Regions from separate parts of the Homo sapiens genome. Here region 2 is linked to region 1. A link is a loop called in an ENCODE intact Hi-C map of the cell type or tissue named here. Cell type or tissue: gastrocnemius medialis. All regions are shown on one strand. Links, peaks and the distances in the headings refer to the core of each region. The heading gives the core; the rest is flanking DNA.

Evidence for each region. Hi-C counts contacts between places; a loop is a spot of excess contacts. Peaks named below come from ENCODE experiments on the same cell type or tissue, not always from the same donor. Only the 100,000 strongest peaks of a DNase experiment are listed, where the experiment ranks them.
Region 2: a loop joins it to region 1, with 4 times the contacts of the local background. A loop is called at or near these places in 2 of 110 quality-filtered maps.

The regions. Positions count from the first base shown.
Region 1 is chr22:17,309,002-17,321,586 of GRCh38, forward strand. No RefSeq gene overlaps it. Among named protein-coding and RNA genes, the nearest start is that of CECR3, 49 kb to the left of the region's middle. In gastrocnemius medialis, for the core only: no CTCF peak of the experiment used is centred there; a DNase peak (open chromatin) is centred at 5,650; H3K27ac peaks cover 601 bases.
Region 2 is chr22:17,189,794-17,202,378 of GRCh38, forward strand. ADA2 (adenosine deaminase 2) reads right to left here. Exons shown (of 10, transcript NM_001282225.2): 5 at 1,890-2,017; 6 at 149-239. LOC107985573 (a long non-coding RNA gene) reads right to left here and starts at 8,996. Exons shown (of 2, transcript XR_001755419.2): 1 at 8,806-8,996; 2 at 8,268-8,622. It also overlaps the pseudogene RPL32P5. RefSeq lists enhancers at 42-542, 5,527-6,042, 8,593-9,097, 9,098-9,601, 9,602-10,107 and 1 more. In gastrocnemius medialis, for the core only: no CTCF peak of the experiment used is centred there; no DNase peak of the experiment used is centred there; H3K4me3 peaks cover 1,401 bases; H3K27ac peaks cover 1,804 bases.

The sequences.
Region 1 (12,585 bases), core at 1,639-9,638:
TAATGTAGACCAAAGAAAACACATCTGGGCCAATATCCAGCTCTTAGGGCACCAGTGTGCAATCTCTGGCTTAAATACATGTGTATGTATGCATGTATACATGTGCCTGCATGCATGTATATGTATACATGTGTATGTATCCATATGTATGTACATGTGTGTATGCACGCACACATGCACATATATGTACACGTGTATGGACGTGTATGCATATGCGCACACATACATATGTATATGCATGTGTGTGTACTTATTTATGCATGCACATGTATGCATATGTACACACTGGCCTTACTCTTGAACACAAGCCCAAGTTTCAGCTCTTTACAGTCTAAAGTGCAGGCCCTCTCCTGACAAGGCTGTCTGCACTCAGGCATTCCCACGCTCTTCTCCCCTTCACTCTTACTCCTACCTCACCCCTACCTCGTGCCTGCCTCCTACAAAGCCCCACAATACCCATGGCCAGGACAATTGGCTGGACCCCTGCTCAGAGAACCTCACACACCAGTCTCCGTGAACATGAAAAGCTGGTTGGAAAAGGGACAGACTTGGGGACATGTTCTTCTGTTGGACCACGCTTCAAGGATGTGATGGAGCTTGAGGAGACACCTGTGCAGTCACGTTGTCTCAAACCAACAGCTTTGCGGAAACTCAGTAATGACAACCAGACAGTGTGGCAGAGTGGCAGGAGCAGGCAGTTTGGATTCAAGCATGTGTGGGCTCAACTCCAGGCTCTAGTACCTACTGTCTGTGTGGCCTTAGTCACCTCATCCATAAACAGGGGACAACAGAATCTACCTTACTGTGCAGATAATATTTTCATGAAGTGCCTCTAACCTAGAATGGCATCAGTAATCGTGGCAGGGACTATGACAGACCCACTTCTACCATTTCTTCGTCTGAAATCTCTCTTGGATTTTTCCTTCTCATTACTCCCAGGCCTGGCCTCACCTGCGGGTGCCTGAGTCTCTGACCCTGTCTTCTGGCAGCTCTCGTGCCAGAAGTGGGCTCTGCCCCACTCAACACCACTTTCCCCTGTCTTTCAGCTCTGTCCGTGTGCAGCCAGACCAACCTTCCTTGGTCGCCTCTCTATTTCGCCAAGCCACTTTCCGGTTGTCATGCTGCCTCCCAGTTGCCTGTGGCACTGGGCACAATGCCTCTGTGCAGAGCCTCTCACAGCCTTAGCCTCCTCCTCAGCATCCCTGGCTCACACATTCCCATCTGGACAACCTACCTCTTCTCTGCCCTCCAGTTCCTGGGCTCCTGTCTTTTTTTTTTGAGACGGAGTCTCGCTCTGTCCCAGACTAGAATGCAGTGGCACGATCTCGGCTCACTGCAATCTCTGCCTCCCGGGTTCAAGCGATTCTTGTGCCTCAGCCTCTGGAGTAGCTGGGATTACAGGCACCAGCCACCATGCTCAGCTAATTTTTTTGTATTTTTAGTAGAGACGGGGTTTCACTATGTTGGCCAGGATGGTCTCAATCTCTTGACCTCGTGATCCGCGCGCCTCGGCCTCCTAAATGCTGGGATTACAGGTGAGAGCCACCGCCCCCAGCGGCTCCTGCTTATTATCCCTGCTGGCTGCGATGTGGTGCTCCACCCTCCTTGATGGAAATCACATCGCCTGTTAAGGCCGGGGCTGGATCCCACCCACAAAGCCTTCTTTTACCACTGTAGCTCAACTCAGTGCAACCTATGTTTACTGAGCAACTGTTATGTTCAAGGAACTGTGATCAGGAAGGTCATAAAGTGGGACAGCTGGGGGTGGTGGCTCACGCTTGTAATCCCAGCACTTTGGGAGGCTAAGGCAGGTGGATCACCTGAGGTCAGAAGTTCAAGACCAGCCTGGTCAACATGGTAAAACCCTGTCTCTACTAAATATACAAAAATTAGCTGGGTGTGGTGGCGGGCACCTGTAATCCCAGCTACTTGGGAGGCTGAGGCAGGAGAATCGCTTGAACCCGGGAGGCAGAGATTGCAGTGAGCCGAGATCGTGCCATTGTGCTCCAGCCTGGGCAACAAGAGCGAAACTTCGTTCCAAAAAATAAATAAATAAATAAAGTGGGACAGAATACAACTTTTTGTCTTCCTAAGGAAGGAAAAAGATATTTTTAAAGTGGCACTTGAGCTGGGATTAGAAGGAGGGTCAGGATCGGCTGGGCACAGTGGCTCACGGCTGTAATCCCAGCACTTTGGGAGGCCGAGGAGGGCGGATCACCTGAGGTCAGGAGTTTGAGACCAGCCTGACCAACATGGAGAAACCCCGTCTCTACTAAAAATACAAAATTATCTGGGCGTGGTGGTGTATGCCTGTAATCCCAGATACTTCAGGAGGCTGAGGCAGGAGAATCGCTTGAACCCGGGGGCCAGAGGTTGCAGTGAGCCGAGATCGCGCCATTGCACTCCAGCCTGGGCAACATGAGCGAAACTCTGTCTCAAAAAGAAAAAAAAAAGAAAGAGGGTCAGGATTTTTCTAGGGTGAGGTGGGAAAGGTAGAATGAACGCAGTGGGCCTGTTTGGTTGGATTAATCTTCAGCTGCCTTTTACAAGAAATGCACCCCTCCACGTGCCCCTGTGCACAGGGAAGGGCTGCAACCGCCATGTCTGTGCTAAAACTCCGTCCTCCCTGGCCGTAAGTGACACCAGGCACAAGCTGCTACTCAGATCTTCTTACTTGTGAACTTGGAATTGGGGTTCATGGGTGCTGGTTACTCTCTACAACTGAAGATTTAAACTTGGGGATCTAGGACGGGAGCCTCCACCATGTGCCAAGCATGCGGGAGAGGGAGAACGGAACCCAGGCTCACAGTAGAGAAGAGCAGGCCATCGCCCCATGGAGACTGTGAGCGTTTCTCGGGTTCCGATTTGTTCCTTGTGAAGCCTGACCAGATGTTCCACCATTGGTTTTATGAGATTTACTCATATCCTTATAATGAGCTTTCCCCTTTTTTTGTTTTATCCGTGTGTGTTTCAGTTACTAAAAACCAAAAGTGTTTGACCAAGACCCAGAGCCCTAAACATCGGAATTTATGAAAAGAGGGGGCTCTGAGACACCCCTTTAACCACAGTACAGTGTGGGAAGTACCTGGACATCAGGCTGGAAGGGCAGGTTGTAGACACGTTGTGGAGGCCCTTAAATGCCTTCTGTTCAAAGTGGGATAGTATTGCTCACTGTGAACTAAGAACTATGGAGGTTTTGTGCAGATGAGTAATTCACAGCTTCAGAGGTGGGCTGCAGAGAGCGAAGTCTGGATGGGGGGCCTCAGAGCTTGGATTCGAAACCCATCTGGTAAATGGCAGCATTTTCCAGCTACGTTTCTAGACCTTGGTCAAATTACCTAACCTCTTTACCTTAAGTTTCTGCATTTATAAAATGAGAATATTAATGCTTAGCTCATAAGATTTGAGGGGAAATTATATGAAATAATAAGTTGGCAAATACTAAGCACTCAAATGTTAACTATTATTATTTTTATTTCTCTAAATTCCTGTGACACTTACTGCCAACACCTACACATTAGCCTTACTTATTTTTGAATAATTTCAAGTATGCTGATCTTGTCTCACAATCAGACCAAAAGCCTCTATGCAAGGATAATGTCTTAAAGTCCTTTCTATCTCTCCTAATTCCTATATGAGCTTCTGGGCGCAGAGATGAAGAACTCAATATCATTGATTGGTTGTTGGGGAGCAGCAAAACCACTCTGTCTAAGACAGTAGTTAGTGGCTGGTAAACATTTCCACATGTTGTCTCCTCATGAACTGATGGTCTAGGTTTGGGGCTTAGCAGGAAAATGACCACATTACTGAAGCCACTTCCCAAATTACAAGATTTAATGAGCCAAGGAAATTAAATTATTCTCTAAAGTGTACTTTCTGGTTTAGATTATGACTTGATTGCCACATTTGTTACCACCAAATCTTTAGGGAAAATTCCACACAGATACAAATAGACGTGGGCTGAAAACACTATCATTTTATTTATTCATTCACATTTATTAAGAATTTGCTATATGAAAGGTAAGTCTGATGCAAAGATGTACACAGACTATGATCCTTGCCCATAAATAGTTTGCTATCTATCAGGAAAGCAAAACTGCAGAAACAAATAATTACAATACAAGGCAGTATGTGATATGTATAATTAGAATGGCAGAATGTCTAAATGAACTAAAAGGAGTGAGAAGTCAGAAAAGGCCTCCTGAAAGAAGTATGTACACGGGGCTTTGAAGGATGAGCAGGATTCTCGTCTCTAGAGCTGGGTGAAGAGCTGTTTAAACTGGATGATATATGCAAAGACAGAGCTCACAGAAGTCCAGGTGGTTAGAACACGAGGTGTGCAGAGGGGTGCAGGAGGAGGAGACAGTTGAAAACCAGAGCCAGGAAAGCCTTCGACGCTAAGTTATGAGCTTGAATTTTGTATGTTAGACAAGTGGGGGATCTTAAGGTTTCAGAGTAAAAGAACGATGTGGCCTTTACTGTGTGATTTGTGATTAGTCGGTGGTTAAGTGTGGGTAGGAGACGCTAGAAGTCATGGGAATAGCCCAGCCGTGAAGTAAGGAGGCTGAAATTAGGCAGTAGCGTTAGAAATGGAAAGGGTATAGGTAAGCAAAGGATTCATTAACTATTTGGTCATGGAAGCCTGGCGAAGCATTAAATAATGCGTTTTCCTGAGGTGATGCGTTGGGATGTAGCTGTGTTGATTTGGTGCTGTCAGGACCACCCAGTAAACATCTGGCAGGCGCTCAAAATATGGCTGGAGCTCTGAAGGAAAGTCAGAACCAGCAGAGTCCTTCCCGTACAAGCCCTTCCCCTGTGCGCCAGCTGAGTGAGCTGGGGGAGGGTCACGTACCAAAAGAAAGAAAACACCTAGGCCAGGTGCAGTGGCTCACGCCTGTAATCCTAGCACTTTGGGAGGCCGAGGCGGGCAGATCACGACGTCGGGAGTTCAAGACCAGCCTGACCAACATGATGAAACCCTGTCTCTACCAAAAATGCAAAAAATTAGCCTGGCGTAGTGGTGTGCGCCTGTAATCCCAGCTACTCAGGAGGCTGAAGCAGGAGAATCACTTGAACCCAGGTTGCTGGAGGTTGCAGTGAGCTGAGATCGCACCATCGCACTCCAGCTTGGGCAGCAAGAGTGAAACTCTGTCTCAAAAAAAAGAAAAGAAAAGAAAAGAAAAGAAAACACCTAGAGGAAAGAAGATAAGAGGCAAATCTGGGGTCATAGTCAGGGAACTGGAAAACGAGCCAGAGAGAGAATTCAAAGACAAAATAATTATTACTTATGTTGGTGAGTGTTTATGACCCCAGCACTATCCTCCTAAGTGCTGTCCATGCATTCATGCACTTGATCCTCACCACATAATGAGGAAAGTACCATTACCTGAAGAAAGTGAGAGCCAGAGAGCTTAAGCCTCTTGCCCAAGCTCGCGCGGCAAGGCTCAGAGCCCGGAGTCCTACACAGGCAGCATGAGTCCAGCCCATTCTGCCTCTAAAGTCAGGGTAGAGGGCTGAGCCACTGAAATCAAGGGATAAAAAAGTTCAGGGGAGGTTGAAATTGTCAGTGCTGATGACCGGTTACCACGAACTGAGACCTGGAAGGGATATTCTAAAATGAGCCTCTGCTGTCACAAGCGTGTGTGTGTGCACAAGCGCATACTTGGCACTGGACTTCACACCTGCCCGGCTCCCTCTAACAAGGCTGGTCAAGCATGACAAGAAGGTTTTCACTCAAATTATTGTCCTGGAAACAAGATGGCTAAATGCATTCAGCACCAGCCTTCCCTCTCATCATCTTAGATCCATTAAACCCATTCAACCTGCCAGTCAGGTGGTTCGAAAAGAACGTAATCCAAACCCCAACTGTCCGCAGAGCGATCCTTTAATGAAAGGTCAGAGTAATCTAATGAAAGCTTCAGGCTCCTCTTTAGCTGAGGCCAAAGAAAGGTAGGGAAAGGGATATTACAATCAAGGGAATTTAAACAGGGCTTAAGCAGCACTGAGAGTTCTACTTCCCATTTATTAGGATAACAGAACATTATCCTCCAAGAACATTTGAGGGCTATTGAGTTTTAAGGTAAATTTATATCAGGGGCACTGGTATTCAACTGCCTTGGCTTGAATTGTTGATCCTACTCAGTGACCTGAGTACAGAATCAAGGTGTACATTCTTTCTGTTGGGCAGACCCATCTGGCCCTCTAGGAGCTGTTTAAGGATTCTTCCTGGACAATGTGAAGCCCACGGGAGACCTCAGATCTCGATGTCATTGTGACAGTTTTCTGGCCTTCCCATCTCAAGTTCATGCGTGTGATCACGGCTTCTTCAAGTCTGCATGTCTTCATCTCATTTGACCGTGTGTTTTGTTTACACCATCCCCTACAGTCTGGAATGCCGCAGCCTCTCCGTTCTTTTGCACTTCTTCATTTATTCACTTGACAAACATGTACTGAGAGCCCACTATGGGGCAGGTGCTGTTCTAGTGGGAGAGGAGGCACATTAATCAAGTAAATGTGTCATCTGTCAGATAGTGAGGAGGGACATAAAGAGAAATGAATGAGCGTAAGGGGACGGAGAGAGGGCAGAAAGGGGATCCATTTTAGAGAGGGTATCAGTGTATGAGGAGACGTCTGAGCAAAGGCTTATTAAGCCAAGTGAAGGGTTGAGGCATGGGGGCACATGCTCTGAGTAGAGCAGAGAGCTGTCTTGTTCATTTCAGTGTCTCAAAGAATCTGCTGCTGCGTCCTCGAGTAACTTCCCAGTAAACACTGGGGGAATGTGGAGAGGAATGGCTACTTGAAGGTATAATTGATAAAGAAGAAAGGAGCAACTTACTGACCATTACATCAGACTAGCCAAGACACTTGTTGCACAGAGACTTTCTTAGAGCGAACTTTATTACAACCAAATAAATTCAGTATTTTCACATGGGACATGAATGTGCATGGGTTTGGAAAAGGTTTTATTATATTTTAATATGTACTCTTCTTTGTAGTAATAATTATTGTAATGAAATTCTATCTGCTGACTTAACTATTAGTTAGAATTTTGTATACTTTATTATATGTAAATTCCATTACAATGTTCTGCCTTTCTTATAAAAAAATTACTTCAAATAGGCAATACATTTGTAAGATTTAAAAATCAGATTGTATTGGCTGTGTGCAGTGGCCCACTCCTGTAATTCTAGCACTTTAGGAAGCAGAGGTGGGAGGATTGCTTGAGCCCAGAAGTTCAAGACCAGCCTGGACAACATAGTGAGACACTGTCTGAATAAAATTTAAAAATTTAAAAAAAAAGAAGGTATACACAGATGCATGGTGAAAAGTCTTCCTCCCACCCTTTGTCCTTTTGTTGCCCAGATGGCATCTGGAGCCTCAGCACACTTGCACACACAAAACTGCTATTATTAGTACCTTAGATATCCCCCCTGAGTTTCTTCATGCATATACAAACAAGTTGTATTAGGCCATTCTCACACTGCTGTACAGAAATACCTGAGACTGGGTAATTCATAAAGAAAGAGGTTTGACTGGGCGCAGTGGCTCACCCTTCTAAACCCAGCACTTTGGGAAGCCGGGGTGGGTGGATCATTTGAGGTCAGGAGTTCGAGACCAGCCTGGCCAACATGGTGAAACCTCATCTTTACTAAAAATACAAAAATTAGCTGGGCGTGGTGGCTCACGCCTGTAATCCCAGCTACTCGGGAGGCTGAGGCAGGAAAATCGCTTGAGCCTGGGAGATGGAGGTCGCGGTGAGCTGAGATCGCGCCATTGCATTCCAGCCTGGGTGACAGAGTGAGACCCTGTCTCCAAAACTTAAAAAAAAAAAAAAAAAGGTTTAATTGCCTCACGGTTCGGCAGGCTGTGAAGCATGGCAGCCTCCTCTTCTGGGGAGGCCTCAAGGAGCTTTTACTCATGGCGGAAGGCTAAGCGGGGGCAGGCATCTTACATGGCAGGAGCAGGAGCAAGAGAGATGGGGAAGATGCTACACATGTTTAGACAACCAGATCTCAGCTCTCACGAGAACTCACTCACTATCAGGAGAACAGCACCAAGGGGAAATCTGTCCCCACAGACCCAATCACCTCTCACAGGCCCCACCTCCAACATTGGGGATTACAATTCCACATGAGATTTGGGCAGGGACGCAGATCCAAATCATATTAAGTATAAATATACCACCAGGTGCAGTGGCTCACACCTGTAATCTCAGCACTTTGGAAGGCCAAGGCAGGCAGACTGTCTGTGCTCAGGAGTTCGAGACCAGCCTGGGCAACATGGCAAAACCCCTCTCTACTAAAAATACAAAAACTAGCCGGGCATGGTGGCGGGCACCTGTAGTCCCAGATACTTGGGAGGCTGAGGCAGGAGACTCACTTGAACCTGGGAGTCAGAGGTTGCAGTGAGCCCTGTGATTGCACCACTGCACTCCAGCCTGGGCAACAGAGGGAGGCTCTATCTCAAAAAAAAAGTATAAATATATATTCTTATCTTGTCCCCTCTCATACAAATGGTAGCATACTCTTTACAACATTTTGCATTTTGCTTTTAAAATTTTCTTGGGGCCAGATGTGATGGCTCATGCCTGTAATCCCAGCACTTTGGGAGGCTGAGGCAGGCGGATCACCTGAGGTCAGGAGTTCGAGACCAGCCTAGCCAACATGGTGAAACCCCGTCTCTATTAAAAATTAGCTGGGCATGGCGGCACATGCCTGTAATCCCAGCTACTCAGGAGGCTGAGGCAGGAGAATTGCTTGAACTCCGGAGGCGAAGGTTGCGGTAAGCCGAGATTGCACCATTGCACTCCAGCCTGGGCGACAAGAGCAAAACTCTGTCTCAAAAAAAAAAATTTTTTTTTTCTTGGAGGTTTCCTTATCAGAAATAGAGGGTTTCTCATTCCATTTTATGGTTGCATAGCATTCTACTGTATGAAAGACCATGATTTGTTTAAAGTCCCCCTCTGGGCAGAGGTTGCAGTGAGCTGAGATCACGCCACTGCACTCCAGCCTGGGTGACAGAGCAAGCCTCTGTCTCAAAAAAGAAAAAAAGTCTCCTTCTGATGGACTAGTAGGCTTCCAGATTTTTGTTATTCAAACAACACTTTAATAAATAACTTGGGGCCGGGCACGGTGCCTCATGTCTGTAATCCCAGCACTTCGGGAGGCCAAGCTGGGTAGATCACGAGGTCAGGAGTTCGAGCCCACCCTGGCTAACACGGTGAAACTCCGTCTCTACTAAAAATACAAAAAATTAGCCAGGCACGGTGGCGAGCGCCTGTAGTCCCAGCTACTCGGGAGGCTGAGGCAGGAGAATGGCGTGAACCCGGGAGGCAGAGCTTGTAGTGAGCCAAGATGGCGCCACTGCACTCCAGACTGGGCGACAGAGCGAGACTCCGTCTCAAGATAAAATAAAATAGTAAAATAAATAACTTGGAACATTTATCATTTTGCCTGTGTATGAGTCTAGCTGTAGAATAAACTCCTAGAAGAAGAATTGGTAGATCAAAGGGTGTACTCATTAGTGATTTTTTTAGATATCACTAAACAGCCTTCCCTAGAGGTGGTACCATTGAACTGTATTTCTTCTCTCTTTCTCTCATGACATACAATTTATTGAATGTCTAGTGCCTGTTAGGCGCCATGAGAAGTACTGGGGATGTGAATCAAATAAGATTTGGTTTCTGTCTCATTGGAACTCACAGTCTGGTGCAGTGGTTTTCAACTGGGATGATTTTACTCTCCAGGGACATTTGGCAATGTCTACAGACATGTTTTGGAGGGAGGTTGCTAATGGCATACTGGCACGTAGTAGGTAGAAGCCAGGGATCCTGCTAAACATCCTGCAATGCACAGGGAAGTCCTCACTACAAGGAAGTTTAAGCCCAAAATGTCAATAGTGCTGGGTTGACAAGCCCTGGGCTCATGGGAGAGAGAGACGGACACTCAAATGTGCTACGGAAAAGGTGTGTTCTTGAAACTTAGAGGAGTGGCTTCCAAAGGGCTTTTTCAGAAGGTGCAAGTGGATTCTGGAGGGAGGAGGGGGTGCGAGGAGAAAGGGAACAGTAAGTGCAGTGGTGTGGAGGTGTGAACAGCTTGACCCAGGAGGAAGGACAAGTGGTTTTGAATGGCTGGACTACTAAAAGCTATGTGAGTGTGGAGCAAGGCCAGACAGACAGGCATGGATGGTGCTGACTGACAAGGGTCCTAGCTGCTAAGCTAATGAGGGGAGTCAATGAAGGGTTTTAAGCATGGGAGTGAGTTACTTAGATGTGCATTTTAAAGAAACTCACATTGGGTGTGGGAAGGAGGGCAGCCTGGATGGGATCAGATTGGCCACAGGCAGAAGAATTAAGAGGCTGCAGCAATAATCCAGGTTGGATGTGACAAGAGCCATCACCAAGTGAGAGTGGGAACAGAGGGGAGAGGACAGGCTCAGGAGATATAAAAGAAGGTAGATTCAGAAGGTCATGGAGCTAGGAAGGAGATCTATAGGATAATTCCTAGGTTTTGATATGTAAGCAATAGGGTGGACAGAGAGGTCGTTCTGTAAAATAGAGAACACAGGAGAGCAGATGGGGGCAGGGGAGAAATGCAAACAGACATGTTGTGTCTGAGCGCCGTGGGGCCCGTCAGTGAACAGGGGAATGTTCAGACCCCTGGTCAGCAGAAAGCCCAGGGCCAGCATGCACATTCAAGAGGCATCAGCCAGGAGCTGTCCTTTGAGGCCCTGGGTGTGGATAAATAAGCTCATCCAGGCGGAATGAAGAAAGAGGAGTGGGTGGAGAGCCCAGCCCTGAGGAGCAGCTGTTGATTGGCCTCTGTGGAAATTGCAGGAGGAGCTGCTCAGGTCTTTTATGAATTTCTGTTGTCATTTCTTCTAGCTTTGCCAACTGTGGGGCTCTCTATTTTCTTCTGTGCAAACGTCCTAATTCTTGGCAATTTAAAGGGCTATGCCAATCTAACTTATTGTTACTAATACTGTTATTGTTATTATCCCAACTGTTCATCTGGTACCCAAAAGCCTTCCTCAGCTTACAATTTGCCACCTCCTACAATCATCCTTGGTTTTCTGCTTGCTTCATAAGGAACTCTGTGCAAACACCTACCATGGAAATGAAAAGCTCCATTGTAATGGTCTGTTGTTTGATTCCCCAGCTATACTAAAAGCTCCTTAGAGCAAGAATTACAGTTTATTTGTCTTAGAGTCTCCAGCACCTGTAACAGTGCTTAGCACTTAGGTATTTGAAAAATGGCTGTTAATGAATGATTTTGGTTGAGTTCTAAGAGGTTTATTGACAGGCCCACCATCGATCCCAGGGCAGGCTGGTTTATACCTGTTGTCCTGGCAGAGTTATAAACAATATTAATAATAACCCCTTTCAGCTGGGCGTGGTGGCTCATGCCTGCACTTTGGGAGGCTGAGGTGGATGGATCACTTGAGGTCAGGAGTTCAAGACCAACCTGGTCAACATGGTGAAACTTCATCTCTACTAAAAATACAAAAATTAGCCGGGCATGGTGGCACATGCCTGTAATCCCAGCTACCCAGGAGGCTGAGACAGGAGAGTCACTTGAATCCAGGAGGCGGAGGTTGCAGTGAGCCACTGAACTCCAGCTGGGTGACAGAGCAAGACTCTCTCTCAAAATAATAATAATAACAACGTCTTTCAATCACAAATCTGCCCTAGTTTAACGGATAAAGTATATGGTGACCCTATTTGCAGAACACTAAACTGTCATAGCCGGTCCTAACATTAGGTAGGTTTCTCTGTTTACAAAACATTCCTGCCAGAGAAACGGGTGGACACAGCAGGGTGGGTTACCAGCTCAAGTCAACATTAAAAAAGGGAGCCATTCTTCTGAGATAAGATAACAGAGTTATGGGGAAAAGGGAATTCAGGCAGATCCTCACATTAATAAAACTTGTTTTAAAACCAGCAAGCTATCAAATCAGTATAAAAAATAATTGGCACAAATAGAGTGGTTGAGTATTAAGAACCAAGAATCATGGGATTTTTTTTTTTTTTTTGTGAGGTCTTGGATAGGAGAATCAAGAAATTTTTAATTTTTTTTTTTTTTTTTTTTTTTGAGATGGAGTTTCACTCTTGTTTCCCAGGCTGGAGTGCAATGGCACAATCTCGGCTCACTGCAACCTCTACCTCCTGGGTTCAAGCAATTCTCCTGCCTCGGCCTACTGAGTAGCTGGGATTACAGGCACCCACCACAACACCTGGCTAATTTCTGTATTTTTAGTAGAGATGGGGTTTCTCCATGTTGGCCAGGCTGGTCTCGAACTCCTGATCTCAGAGGATCTGCCCGCCTCGGCCTCCCAAAGTGCTGGAAGCCACCACGCCCAGCCGAGAGTCACAGAATTTTATAGGTATAATAATTCATTGTGTGAGTGGGGAAAGTGAGGCATAGAGAAGTTATGTTGAGCTGGCCAATATATAACTTGTGTAAAAATTGGGCCTAGACATAAGAGTAATCAGATCAATGAAAGATAACAGAGAACTAAGAAAGAGACCCACACTGCAATCATTTGATTTTCAACAAACGTAACAAGAAATCTAGTGGGGAAAGGAAA
Region 2 (12,585 bases), core at 2,729-10,728, 120 kb before region 1:
GCTGTGTCAGCAGCCTGAGCCTGCCCTGGGATGTCAGGGTACCAACAGGCACATTGCGCTCCCTTCCCAGGGAGTTGCCGCTCCACCCAGACAGGCATCCTCGCATGCCCCCTTAACAGGCAGCCCTTCTGTTCACAGCATGGGTTACCAGGTCAAACCCTGCCACCACCGTGGGGAACTTGATTCGGAGCCCCATGGCCATTCGGATGGATTCTGCGATGACAGCCACATCTTTGGATCTGTGAGACAGACAGAGAAGCCAGGAGACAGTGCCCAGCACCGACAGAGCACAAACCCCAGAGCACACCCTCCGTGCAGGGCTGGGCCAGCCCCAAGTGTGCAGGTCCCGTTTCCCAAACCTGAGGCACCCCTGCCCTCCTGACCCCACCCTGACCAGGCCATTGTGATCCCTGAGAGATATGTAGCCCAAATCCATTCTTATCAAAGACCCTTGCTGGCTCTGGGGGCACCTGTAGTCTCTGAAAAGTAGATGGGGTCAGAGGACCCACGGGAACAGTTTTATTTGTCTGCGTTTAGAGGAGGCCAGGTGGCCTTGTTCCCAGCTCTCCCTGCATCTCTGTCGGGGGTGTAGACATGGATGCAGCTCAGGGGCAGCTCTCTGTCCACTGCACACCTGCAAAGGGCCACAGGTCACCCAAGTCCCTGATGGGTCGGCTGGACCCAGTAACCATATGGCCTCTTGCTGATTAAGTCAGCAAGATCCTGGGTACTGCAGAACCCTACAGGGGCAAGGCAGGCAGCATGACAACAAAAGCCCCAAAACACAGGGTCTGGCGCAAGCCCACGACAGGCTCAAGGTCTTTGCCCTGCCACTGGCTCTCCTGCTCCAATCCTCGGCTCTGTGGGGATAAAGCCTTCCTGGCCTGCCCCACCCATGGCCTCTCCCCAGAGCCTAGGCAAACCTGGGGGCACTGATGCACTCAGCTCAGCCCTCACACCCTCCTGCCACTGGCCCTGGGAAGGGGCACCTGGCACCAGGGAGCCTCTGAGCAGAACGTGGGCCCATCCTGCAAGCTCCCTCCTAGGGGGACCGGCACAAAGCCAGAGCTTAGCTCCTCCAGGCCCCAGGCCCCATGGAAGGGAAGGGGACTCAGGAAGACTGGGCATGGGAGGAGGCTCCTGGGGAGTCAGTGCCCTCCAGAGCCCAGGCTCGTGGGTGAGCTGAGCAGAGGGAGCCGCTGCCGGATCCCTTCGGTGCCCGCCCCGTGCCTGACTCCGAGGGACCCCACTGGCTGCTGCCCTTGCAGCTGCGACCATGGACAGGTCCCAGCCTTAGACTGGCTGCTCTTTAAAGTGAGGGGAGGGGTCTTGTCTGGTAAAGTCAGAAGGACAATTAAGCTGCAAAGCTTTCTGTGCTTCCCTGGGAAAAAGAGTGGGTCTTTCACCCACGTGCCAGGCCACGCACATGGTACTACTGGAGGTCCCCACACGCAGACTTGAGCCAGTGCCACTCAGGGTGTCTCCGTGATCAAGGACTCACACACAACCACACACAGAACCCAGAGGCAAATTGAAACCAAAAACGGGCCAATTATCCAAACATTCAGGCAAAACCATTATGCTCATAAATGAGTCACCAGGCCAATGTGGGGTCACAGCCGAGAATTATCTGGGAAATTCACACATTCTTCATTTCAGTTTGGGGGTGAAGACCTGAACTAGAAGTGGCTTCAGGCAGCAATTCATTGTTGGGTCACCGCACTTACCTAGGACTGTGCTCTCACACAGGCACAGCACAGCTCCTTGGCACCAGTGCTGGGCCTCTCCCGGCCTCCCAGCCCCGCTTCTCACCCCTCCCCTCCCAGCCTAGTAGCTCTGCCTGCATCCCAGCCTCCCAACCCGAGCTTTTCAGCAATATTCTCTCTCACCTGTGATCCGAATAAATGATTTTGATTCCAATAAACTCAGGGTGAGTTTCCACAAACTTCTGAGCTACTTCCTGGTAAGTCTTCACTGACCACTCTTCGTCATGGTGCTCTCCACTGAGCTCATACACCTGGGAAGAAAGCACAACCAGGAGCCGTCAGGTGAGCAGTGAGAGACGCCACCCCCTTCCCAGCCACCCCTGCCCAGCCACCCCTGGCCAGCCACCCCTGCCCAACCACCCCCTTCCCAGCCACCCCTTCCCAGCCACCCTTGCCCAGCCACCCCTGCCCAGCCACCCTTGCCCAGCCACCTCCTTCCCAGTCAACTCCTTCCCAGCCATCAACGAGCTCTGGGAAAAGTAGATGGGGTCAGGGGACCCACAAAACAGTTTTATTTGTGTTTGGATTAGGCCAAGTGGCCTTGTTCCCAAAAGTCCAGCCAGGCTGGACTTGTGCTTCCCTTGTTCAGGTCCTCTACGGCCTTGGGCATTGTCTCTGCTGCTGCATGGGGAATTCCTAGCTGGCTCTGGGATAACCCTGATGCTGATGCCCACCTGTCTCCTTCATTGCTGGGTCACTGCACTTAAAACAGCACATGGCACACGCGAGGGTAGGTGCCCATTAAGCATCTGCATAATGGTTGAAGAGCAGGTCACGGGGGGAGAGGATGAAAGCTAGAAAGAGTGATCTGAGAATGACGTCATTCCCCACTACCTGCTCACCTCCCCACTGCTTCCCTAACTCCAGGTGCAGCAGCTGCAAGGCGGCCACTGCCACCAGGGACAGCAAGGGGGACACAGTGAGAGCAGAGTGGGGAGAGTTGGGAGTGGGCAGGTGACAAGGAAGCTAAGGGAAGGGAGGTGTGTAATGGGGAAAGGTGGCTCACACCTGTAATCATAGCACTTTGGGAGGCCGAGGCAGGGGGATCACTTGAGGTCAGGAGTTCAAGACCAGCCTGGCCAACATGGTGAAACCCCCATCTCTACCAAAAATACAAGATTAGCTGGGCATGGTGGCACATGCCTGTTAATCTCAGCTACTGGGGAGGCTGAGGCAGGAGAATCGCTTGAACCCGGGAGGCAGAGGTTGCAGTGAGCCAAGATCATACCACTGCACTCCAGCCTGGGCGACAAAGCAAGACTCTGTCTCGAAAAAAAAAAAGGGGGGGCCCTCTCTCTTCCTCGGCGCTGCCTACAGAAGTGGCAGCCATCTCCTCTTTGGCATCATGGCCACCCTCAGACCCCTTGTGAAGCCTGATTGTCAAAAAGAGAACCAAAAAGTTCATCTGGCACCGGTCTGACCAATACGTCAAAATTAACCGTAACTGGCGGAAACCCAGAGGTATTCACAACGGGGTTCATAGAAGGTTCAAGGGCCAGATCTCGATGCCCAACAGTGGTTATGGGAGCAACAAAAAAAAACAAAGAACACGCTGCCCAGTGGCTTCCAGAAGTTCCTGGTCCACAACATCAAGGAGCTGGAAGTGCTGCTGATGTGCAACAATCTCCCTGTGCTGACATCGCTCACAACGTTTCCTCTAAGAACCACGAAGCCATCGTGGAAAGAGCTGCCCAGCTGGTCATCAGAGTCACCAACCCCAATGCCAGGCTGCGCAGCAAAGAAAATGAGTAGACAGCTCATGTCCCCTTTTTGTGTTTAAATAAAACCGTAAAAACTGCAAAAAAAAAAAAAAAAAAAAAAAAAAAGGACAGCGCGGTGGCTCACGCCTGTAATCCCAGCACTTTGGGCGGTCGAGGTGGGTGGATCACGAGGTCATGAGTTCGAGACCAGCCTGGCCAATATGGTGAAACCTCGTCTCTACTAAAAATACAAAAATTAGCCGGGTGTGGTGGTGCGTGCCTGTAGTAGTCCCAGCCACTCGGGAGGCTGAGGCAGGATAATCGCTTGAACCCAGGAGGCAGAGGTTGCTGTGAGCCAAGATCGCGCCATTGCACTCCAGCCTGGGTGACAGAGCGAGACTCCACCTTAAAAAAAAACTAAAAAAAAAAAAAAAAGATGTGGGAATTTCTGCAGAGACTGTGGGGTGAAGGAGACAGGGAGCAATAATATGGAGATGTCGATTACTTCCATGGCATCAGTTAAGCCCTTATGATATAAAAGGAACAGGGCTGGGCATTGGAAGGGATGAAAAAATGCTAATAGACAAGATAGCTGCCCTCAGGAGTGACAATAGGGTCAGAGAGATAGACCTGACCCACTAAAAAGAGCTCACGCCTGTAATCCCAGCACTTTGGGAGGCCGAGGCAGGAGGATCACTTGAGCCCAGGAGGTCAAGACCAGCCTGGGCAATGAGTGAGTTCCTGTCTGTAAAAAGGAATGAAAAAAAAAAAAAAAAGAAACAATAGAATAAGTGCTAAAGAGAAGCACATGACCTCTCAAAAGAAGAAGCAGTTTGTTGTGACTGGATGGGTCAGAGAAGGTTGCTAGTCCTGACCAAGGGAATGGTGGCTCCACACAGAGTCAAGAGCTGCCTGGGGGCGGGGGTTCAAGGAGCCGAGGTTGAGAGCTGCAGTGGGAGCCAGGAGCTGTCCCCTCACTAAGGGAGAAATGCCCTTCCTCCTCCCGGGAGTCGGCTCTTGCCTCTGTGGCATCTCAGGAAATGGGCCCTTGGGAGTCCACCTCCTCTGCTCATTTCCCACCAGCCCCTTGCCTCACTCCTGTCTCCCCAGCCTAGGGGCCTCCCACACCCCTCCAGGCTGCGGCCATTGTGTGTCCTTTGTCTCTGGGCAGTCCCTCAGATCCCCGCATTCCCCCAGGCCTGCAGAACAGTACTGCTGCTCTCTCATCTCCAGGGTGCTGCCCCGCTGCCTGGGCAGGCGCAGTGGGGGAGCAGGCAGTGAGGCTCTCCACTGGTCTTTGCTCTTCTGTTTCCTCTGCTGCCCCCATGAAGCCTGGCACGTCACACAGCCCCCCACAACCTGCACCTGGCCAGGCCACTCACTCTGCTCGGGCAGTTTCCCTGACTGCCTGACCTGGCACAGCCATGCTCAGGGGCTACTGAACTTTAAGGCTGCCAGAGCGTGCCAGAAGGAAGAACCTTAGGTACTGTTCATTCAGGATCTAGTATTGTCTATTATTATTATTATTTACTGAAGAGGGTCAGAATATGTCACCCAATAGGCCACTTTAGCAGAAGAAATATTTTTAGCTGAAGGCAATTAAGAAGCAGCAAATGAAGAAAGAGCTCTTTGCCCACCTCATCTGCCTAAATTTCCCTTTGTGAAGGTGTCGCCCTCCCCTCTCCCGTACCAGGAGAATCACCCTTACCACCGGAAACAGAAAGTTGTTACCAAGATGGGTCTGCACAAACCAGCCTTATAAAATTGCCCTTATCTTCCATTAGTTTCCCCCATATGTTTGCCTGCCCACAATTTACTGTCCCTAGAAGCCCAAACCCCTTTTCCTTCATCTTGTCACTTCTTCACAATTTATTACCAGTTGTTAAAATGGAATATAAGCCCTCACTCTAACTTCTTTGGTGCTTCACGTCTTTTCAAGGAAGGCCTGCATCTATCTGTGCACATAGCAAATTCTTAGGCCGGGTGTGATGGCTCATGCCTGTAATCCCAGCACTTTGGGAGGCGGAGGCAGATCACCTCGGGCAAATCACCTGAGGTCAGGAGTTGGAGACTATCCTGGCCAACATGGTGAAACCTCATCTCTACTAAAAATACAACAATTAGCCGGGCGTGGTGGTGGGCGCCTGTAATCCCAGCTACTGGGGAGGCTGAGGCAGGAGAATCGCTTGAACCCGGGAGTTGGAGGTTGCAGTGAGCTGAGATCGCGCCACTGCACTCCAGCCTGGGCGACAGAGCAAGACTCCGTCTCAAAAAAAAACAAAACAAAACAAAAAAATTTTTTTAAACTTTTATTTTGCAACAGTCTTGCCGTGTCGTCCAGGCTGGAGTGTGGTGGTGCAATCTTGGTTCACTGTCTGTTTCACTCTTATTCTCTCATGGATGTACAGTAGAATTTTCCTGAAGCTGCATCATGTGTCATATCATTCTGACCGATAATGCCAATCATGGATTATGTGTTTGTATTTAGAATAATTTCTTTCCTTTTTTTTTTTTTTTTTGAGACGGAGTCTCGCTCTGTCACCCAGGCTGGAGTGCAGTGGTGCGATCTCGGCTCACTTTAACCTCCACCTCCTGGGTTCAAGCACGACTCCCGAGTAGCTGGGATTACAGGCACATGCCACCACGCCTGGCTATTTTTTTGTATTTCTGGTAGAGACGGGGTTTCGCCATGCTGGTCAGGCTGGTCTTGAACTCCTGACCTCATGATCTGCTCGCCTCAGCCTCCCAAAGCGCTGGGATTACAGGCATGAGCCACTGCGCCCGGCAAGAAAATTTCTTAATTTTGGCTGGGTGCAATAGCTCACACCTGTAATCCCAGCACTTTGGGGGGCCAAGGCGAGTGGATCACCTGATGTCAGTTGACCAGCCTGGCCAACATGGTGAAACCCCTTCTCTACTAAAAATACAAAAATTTGCTGTAATCCCAGCTACTCGGGAGGCTGATGCAGGAGAATCACTTGAACCCAGGAAGCGGAGGTTGCAGTGAGCCAAGATTGTGTGCCATTGTACTCCAGCCTAGGCAACAAAAGTGAAACTCCATCCCAAAAAAAAAAAAAAAAAGGAAAATTTCTTAATTTTAACATCTAATACAGGATATATCAATAGATATAATCCACATAAATAAAAGGCGTTTGAAATTAACAAAAATTTTTAAGAATATAAAGAGGTTCTGGGACCAGAAAGTTGGAGAACCACTGTGTTAACCCAACCCACAATTGTTACCTGCAGTTGTCTTGGACTCATCCAGCTGGTTCACAGCAGGGAAGAATAGGGTTCTGTCCTGACCTTGACCACCCTGTCATTACTGAGTCTCCTGCCCACACCCCCCAGCTAGATTGGAGGCTCCTCCAGGGTAGAGTCCTTGCAGTTTTACTCTCCCCACCTCCTCTCCTATGGCACCAGAGCAGGAGCTCCATAAATAAATATTAATTCAAGGAGAGTGCTGTCCACAGGAGTTTTAAAAGTACTAAGGCCCAGGCAGCAAGGGCAAATAGACAGTTGTTGGCGGAGTGGTAGGTGGAGTCATGCCAGCAGAATAGAAGGGAGACCAAAGAAATAACCTTTAAAAAATATTAACAAATGACAACTCTGCTTAAAAGAAGATCTCTGAGGCCTGGCATGGTGGCTTATGCCTGTAATCCCAGCACTTTAGGAGGCCGAGGCAGGCGAATCACCTGAGGTCAGGAGTTCAAGAGCAGCCTGGCCAACATGGCGAAACCCCGTCTCTACTAAAAATACAAAAATTAGCCGGGCATGGTGATGGGCACCTGTAATCCCAACTACTCGGGAGGCTGAGGCAGGAGAATCACTTGAACCCAGGAGGCAGAGGTTGCAGTGAGCCAAGATCGCACCACTGCACTCCAGCCTGGACGACAGATTGGTTCATGGGGAAATTTGGGAGCAGAGTGCTGTAAAGGTCATACAACTGGTTTGTATCAGAACAGAAACAAGGACTCGCAATTTCTTTTTTTCTTTCTTTCTTTTTTTTCTTTTTTTTTTTTGTCTGAGACAGGGTCTCACTCTGCGGCCCAGGCTGCAGTGCAGTGGCATGATCTTGAACAGCCTTGAATTTCCAGGCTCAGGTGATCCTCCCACCTCAGCCTCTTGAGTAACTGGGACCACAGGTGCATACCACCATACCTGGCTAATTATTTTGTTTTGTCCTGTTTTGTAGAGACAAGGGTTTTGCCATGTTGCCTAGGCTGGTCTCGAACTCCTGAGCTCAAGGGATTCACCTGCCACCATCTCCCAAAGTGCTGGGACTACAGGCATGAGCCACTGCACCTGGCCAGTACTGGCAGTTTCACTCAGCTTTCACTACCAGAGTATCATTCACTTAAGAAGTGTTGAGCTTCTACTACATGCCAGGCATATGCAGGGGGCTTTATGCCATAATCTCATTTAACCCTCAAAACTACACTATGAGGTAGGTCTCATTTTACAGATAAGGATTTTGAGGCTTTAAAAGTTTGAGAAGGCTGAGCACGGTGGCTCACGCCTATAATCCTAGCACTTTGGGAGGCCAAGGCGGGCGGATCACCTGAGGTCACGAATTCGAGACCAGCCTGACCAACATGGAGAAACCCCGTCTCTACTAAAAATAGAAAATTAGCCGGGTGTGGTGGCACATGCCTGTATTCCCAGCTACTCGGGAGGCTGAGGCAGGAGAATCGCTTGAACCCGGGAGGCGGAGGTTGCGGTGAGCCAAGATTGCACCATTGCACTCCAGTCTGGGCAACAAGAACGAAACTCCGTCTCAAAAAAAAAAAAAACAAAAAAATTGAGAAACTCAGTACCCCTGCATAATTAGTGGGGCTGGAGGCCGACCACATTTCAGAATTTTGCTTGCCCTGAGTTGTCTCCTGTCATCAGGAGGCCCCTGCCCCCTCCTGTAGAAAGGTGACAGTCACTAGAGTGACATCTCAGCCCTGGCGGCACATTGGCATCACTCAAGGAGAGGAAAAATGCCTGTGTCCCACCCCAGAGCAACCAAATCAGAATCTGTGGGGTAGAAGCTTGGTGTTTGTAATCTCCCAGGTGGTGCTAGGGTGCGATATACAGCTGGGCTGAAGATCTGCCACTGTTCCAATCGACAGACAAGTAAATAGCACAATGACAGCATAGTCGGATGAGTCCTGTCAAAAAGGGAGCAGTTAAGAGGGTGCGTGTTCTCGTAAAGCGACACCAGCAACATGACACAGGGTTCGCTTCATTCAGCAAGGAGCCAAATGGAATTTTGAATGAAAGGTCTGCTAAGAATCCAGGCAAAAGCATGGGGGCTGGGGAGCGCGGGTACAGGGAGCACTAGAAATGCTTACTGTATGAACGACAACGTCTTAGAAAACGTCTGGGAACGACTGTCACAGGTTCTCTGCCACCGACGTGTCTCCCATAAGCTCTCCCCTCCATAAGTGCCAGCAGGGCCATCCCCTGTGGATAACCCTCCGGGGTCTTGGAAGAGCCCCATGCTAAAGACTCAGGGGACCCAGTCTGGGCCTCAGACTCTGCCGTGGGGGAAGGGGCCGGAGCCCAGGAGATAAGACCCGCCTAGCGACCGTTGCTACCGGCGAGCAGCCTTTGTTACTGAGCATTAGGAACACAATGGGAGGCTCAGCGGCCAGGATAGTCCGTCCACAGCAGCCCAGGCCGGAATTAGCCTGCGACCAGGCAGGGGGAGGCGAGGGGGCTCAGCAAAAGGATTCTAGTGAAGACTGTTTTTAGTTGTTAATGTGTTGGTGGCCCCCCAACTCTGGCTAATGGGGGGCATTAAGACCTAGACTCTCCGTGGCAAAAGCCTTTGTTCCAGGGTCAGACCCGAACAAATGGGCACATCCCCTCCCCCTCCCCCTCCACCAGAATCCCAAATCCTAGCAGCCCAGCACCTTCTCCAAAGGTTGGCTGGGGGACGGGCGGAGACGGGCAGAGTGAGGACAGAGGACTGGAGCTGGGCAGGCCCCCAAGTCTCTCCACCTCCGGCTCTGGAAGGAGAAAATGGCCACCTGCAGAACAAGGGGGAAGATGGAACAGGAAGCCAGTGCTCTGGCCCTTCTCTTCCTCCCTCCGATCCAACCGCTCAGCAACTTCTCCCACATGCCTCCCCACCAGGCTCAAGATGAAAGCCTCTGTCTCAGCGTCTCCTCCCTCCCCTCCTCTATCCTCTTCCCCTCCACCCACGAAGATCCCAGGGTTCTGCGAGGGTCGGAGTTCCCTATGCACTCCCACACCAAGACAGTTGTCAGGATTTGCCCAACAGGAAGTTCTCCCCTACCAGAGCCCAGTTCCATTCCAGGGAATCCATCTCCCCTCCGGAAAAAGGAAAATTGAAGCCAGATGCTCTCTGGGATCGCCATTTGAGGTGGGCGTGGCTATTAGGACGCTCAGAGAGCCCAGCGCGGTGAGGAAAGCGACGAACTTAGGAGCCCTGGTCTGGGTCCAGCCACCCCTTACTACCTATTTGACCTTCATCAAGCTCTTTGACCTTTCCAGGCTTTAGTTTCGACATCAATAAGATGAATTAATAGCTGGGCATGGCTCGCGTCTGTAATCCTAGTACTTTGGGAGGCCGACGTGGGTGTATTTGCCTGAGCTCAGGAGTTCCAGACCAGCCTGGGCAATATGGTAAAACCCCATCTCGCCAGGCGCGGTGGCTCACGCCTGTAATCCCAGCACTTTGGGATGCCAAGGTGGGTGGATCACTTGAGGTCGTGAGTTCGAAACCAGCCTGGCCAATATGGTGAAATCTCATCTCTTCTAAAAATACAAAAATTAGCTGAGTGCGGTGGTGTACACCTGTAATCCCAGCTACTCGGGAGGCTGAGGCAGGAGAATCACTTGAATCCGGGAGGCGGAGGTTACAATGCGCCAAGATCACGCCACTTTACTCCAGCCTGGGCAACACAGAATGTCTCAAAAACAACAAACAAACAAACACAAGAATCACCTGCTCTGGGAAGTGCAGTTTCTTCCAGCCTACCTAGGCCAGGAGCAAAGTCAGCTCATCAATTTTTGCCAGCGCCTCCCTTTTCAGAAATTCTTTTCTCAATAAAAGATGAGACCCTCTCTTTTCTTTTAAAAGGATGATTTGTGTCCTGTGTCTTGTCTGTCTGCTCTGTCCACAAAACTGATGAAAGCTCCACTGCAAGGCAAAGTTAATGTTCCCCTCCCACTTCTCAAGAACTCAGAAATGGAAATATAACTCTGCACTCAGAGAGTTAAAATAGAAAACAAGCAACAGATCCAAGTGGAGACATGCAGATCACACAAGAGATCGGACTCTCCAGGATCCAGCCTTGCCGCTAAACTCACCAAGGGTATTAACATATCTAAGGAAAAGGCCGGGCATGGTGGCTCGTAATCTTTGGGAGGCCGAGGTGGGTGGATCACCTGAGGTCAGGAGTGCAAGACCAGCCTAGCCAACATGGTAAAACCCTGTCTCTACTAATAATACAAAAATTAGCTGGGTGTGGTGGTGCACGCCTGTAATCCCAGCTATTCCAGAGGCTGAGGCAGGAGGTTCCCTTGAACCCAGGAGGCGGAGGTTGCAGTAAACCAAGATGGTGCCATTGCACTCCAGCCTGGGCAACAAGAGCGAAACTCTGCCTCAAAAAAAAAAAAAACATATCTAAGGAAAAAGGTGGGTCAGTCCAGGATGCCAAGCAAAGGGAGAGTTGAGACCCACAAACTGGAATAACTTGAATAACGAGTGGATCAGCTGAGGTCAGGAGTTCAAGACTAACCTGGCCAACATGGTGAAACCCCATTTACTGAAAATACAAAAAATTAGCCAGGCATGGTGGTGTGCATCTGTAGTCCCAGCTACTCGGGAGGCTGAGGCACGAGAATCGCTTGAACCTGGGAGGTGGAGGTTGCAGTGAGGCAAGATCATACCACTACACTCCAGCCTGGGCGACAGAAATTCTGTCAAAAAAAAAAAAGAAGAAGAAGAAAGAAAAGAAAAGAGGAGAATTTCCTGATGAAGCATAAGTGTCTGGTCCGAATGATAACAGCATTCTGACTTTCTTGTTTACACATCTATCCCTTATGAATTTGTTCAGTGTGTATTGATCCTGCGGAGTCCTATCACTTCTGGGTCTACAAACAGTAAACTTCGGAGCGTATAAAAGCCTACAGAATATGCTAACAAAACTAAAATACTGCCACCATGTGGGCCTTTCCACAAGCTTAACTGTCAGTCCCCAAGGCATTTGTGTATCCGATCAATATGTAAATGAACGAGCAGACTCTCTTGGATACAATGTGGAGAAGACTCTACCAAAGGTCACTTTCCCCAAGCCACTGATAACCTTTAACCAGCTCAAACCCGTCTGAGCTCACCACATAAAACACCCAAGGATCCTGCCCACTCCCACAATACCCCATCTCCCTCAGCCCAACAAAAACATCCTCAGGAAAGTTCTCTCCAATAAACTCACTGAAATAAAACTCTAGCAGTATTTGAGCACCTAGGGCTGCTCTCCTCGAAAGATCCCTCCCCTACCAACACGGAGCCTGGTGTCAGTCCATCTCAGAGTACCTAACCTCAGTTATCCTTTGCTTCTGGCCAAAATGCAAGACCCAAAAATCAGATTTTTTTGATGATGCTCCCTTCTTTTGGACTCTTTCTACTCCTTTCCATTTCACTCTCTCCAAACTTCCTTCCTTAAAATCAAATTTTTTTTTCTTTTTTCTTTTTTTTTTTTTTTTTTTTTTGAGACGGAGTCTCGCTCTGTCATCCAGGCTGAAGAGCAATGGCGGTATCTCTGCTCACTGCAAGCTCCTCCCCCTGGGTTCAAGTGATTCTCCCGCCTCAGCCTCCCGAGTAGCTGATTACAGGTGCGCACCACCATGCCAGCTAATTTTTTTTTTTTTTGAGACAGTCTCACTCTGTCACTCAGGCTAGAGTGCAATGACACAATCTCTGCTCACTGCAACCTCCACCTCCCAGGTTCAAGCAATTCTCCTGCCTCAGCCTCCCAAGTAGCTAGAAGTACAGGCATGCGCCATCGCGCCCAGCTAATTTTTGTATTTTTAGTAGAGACAGGGTTTCACCATGTTGGCCAGGATGGTCTCGATCTCGACCTCGTGATCCGCCTGCCTCA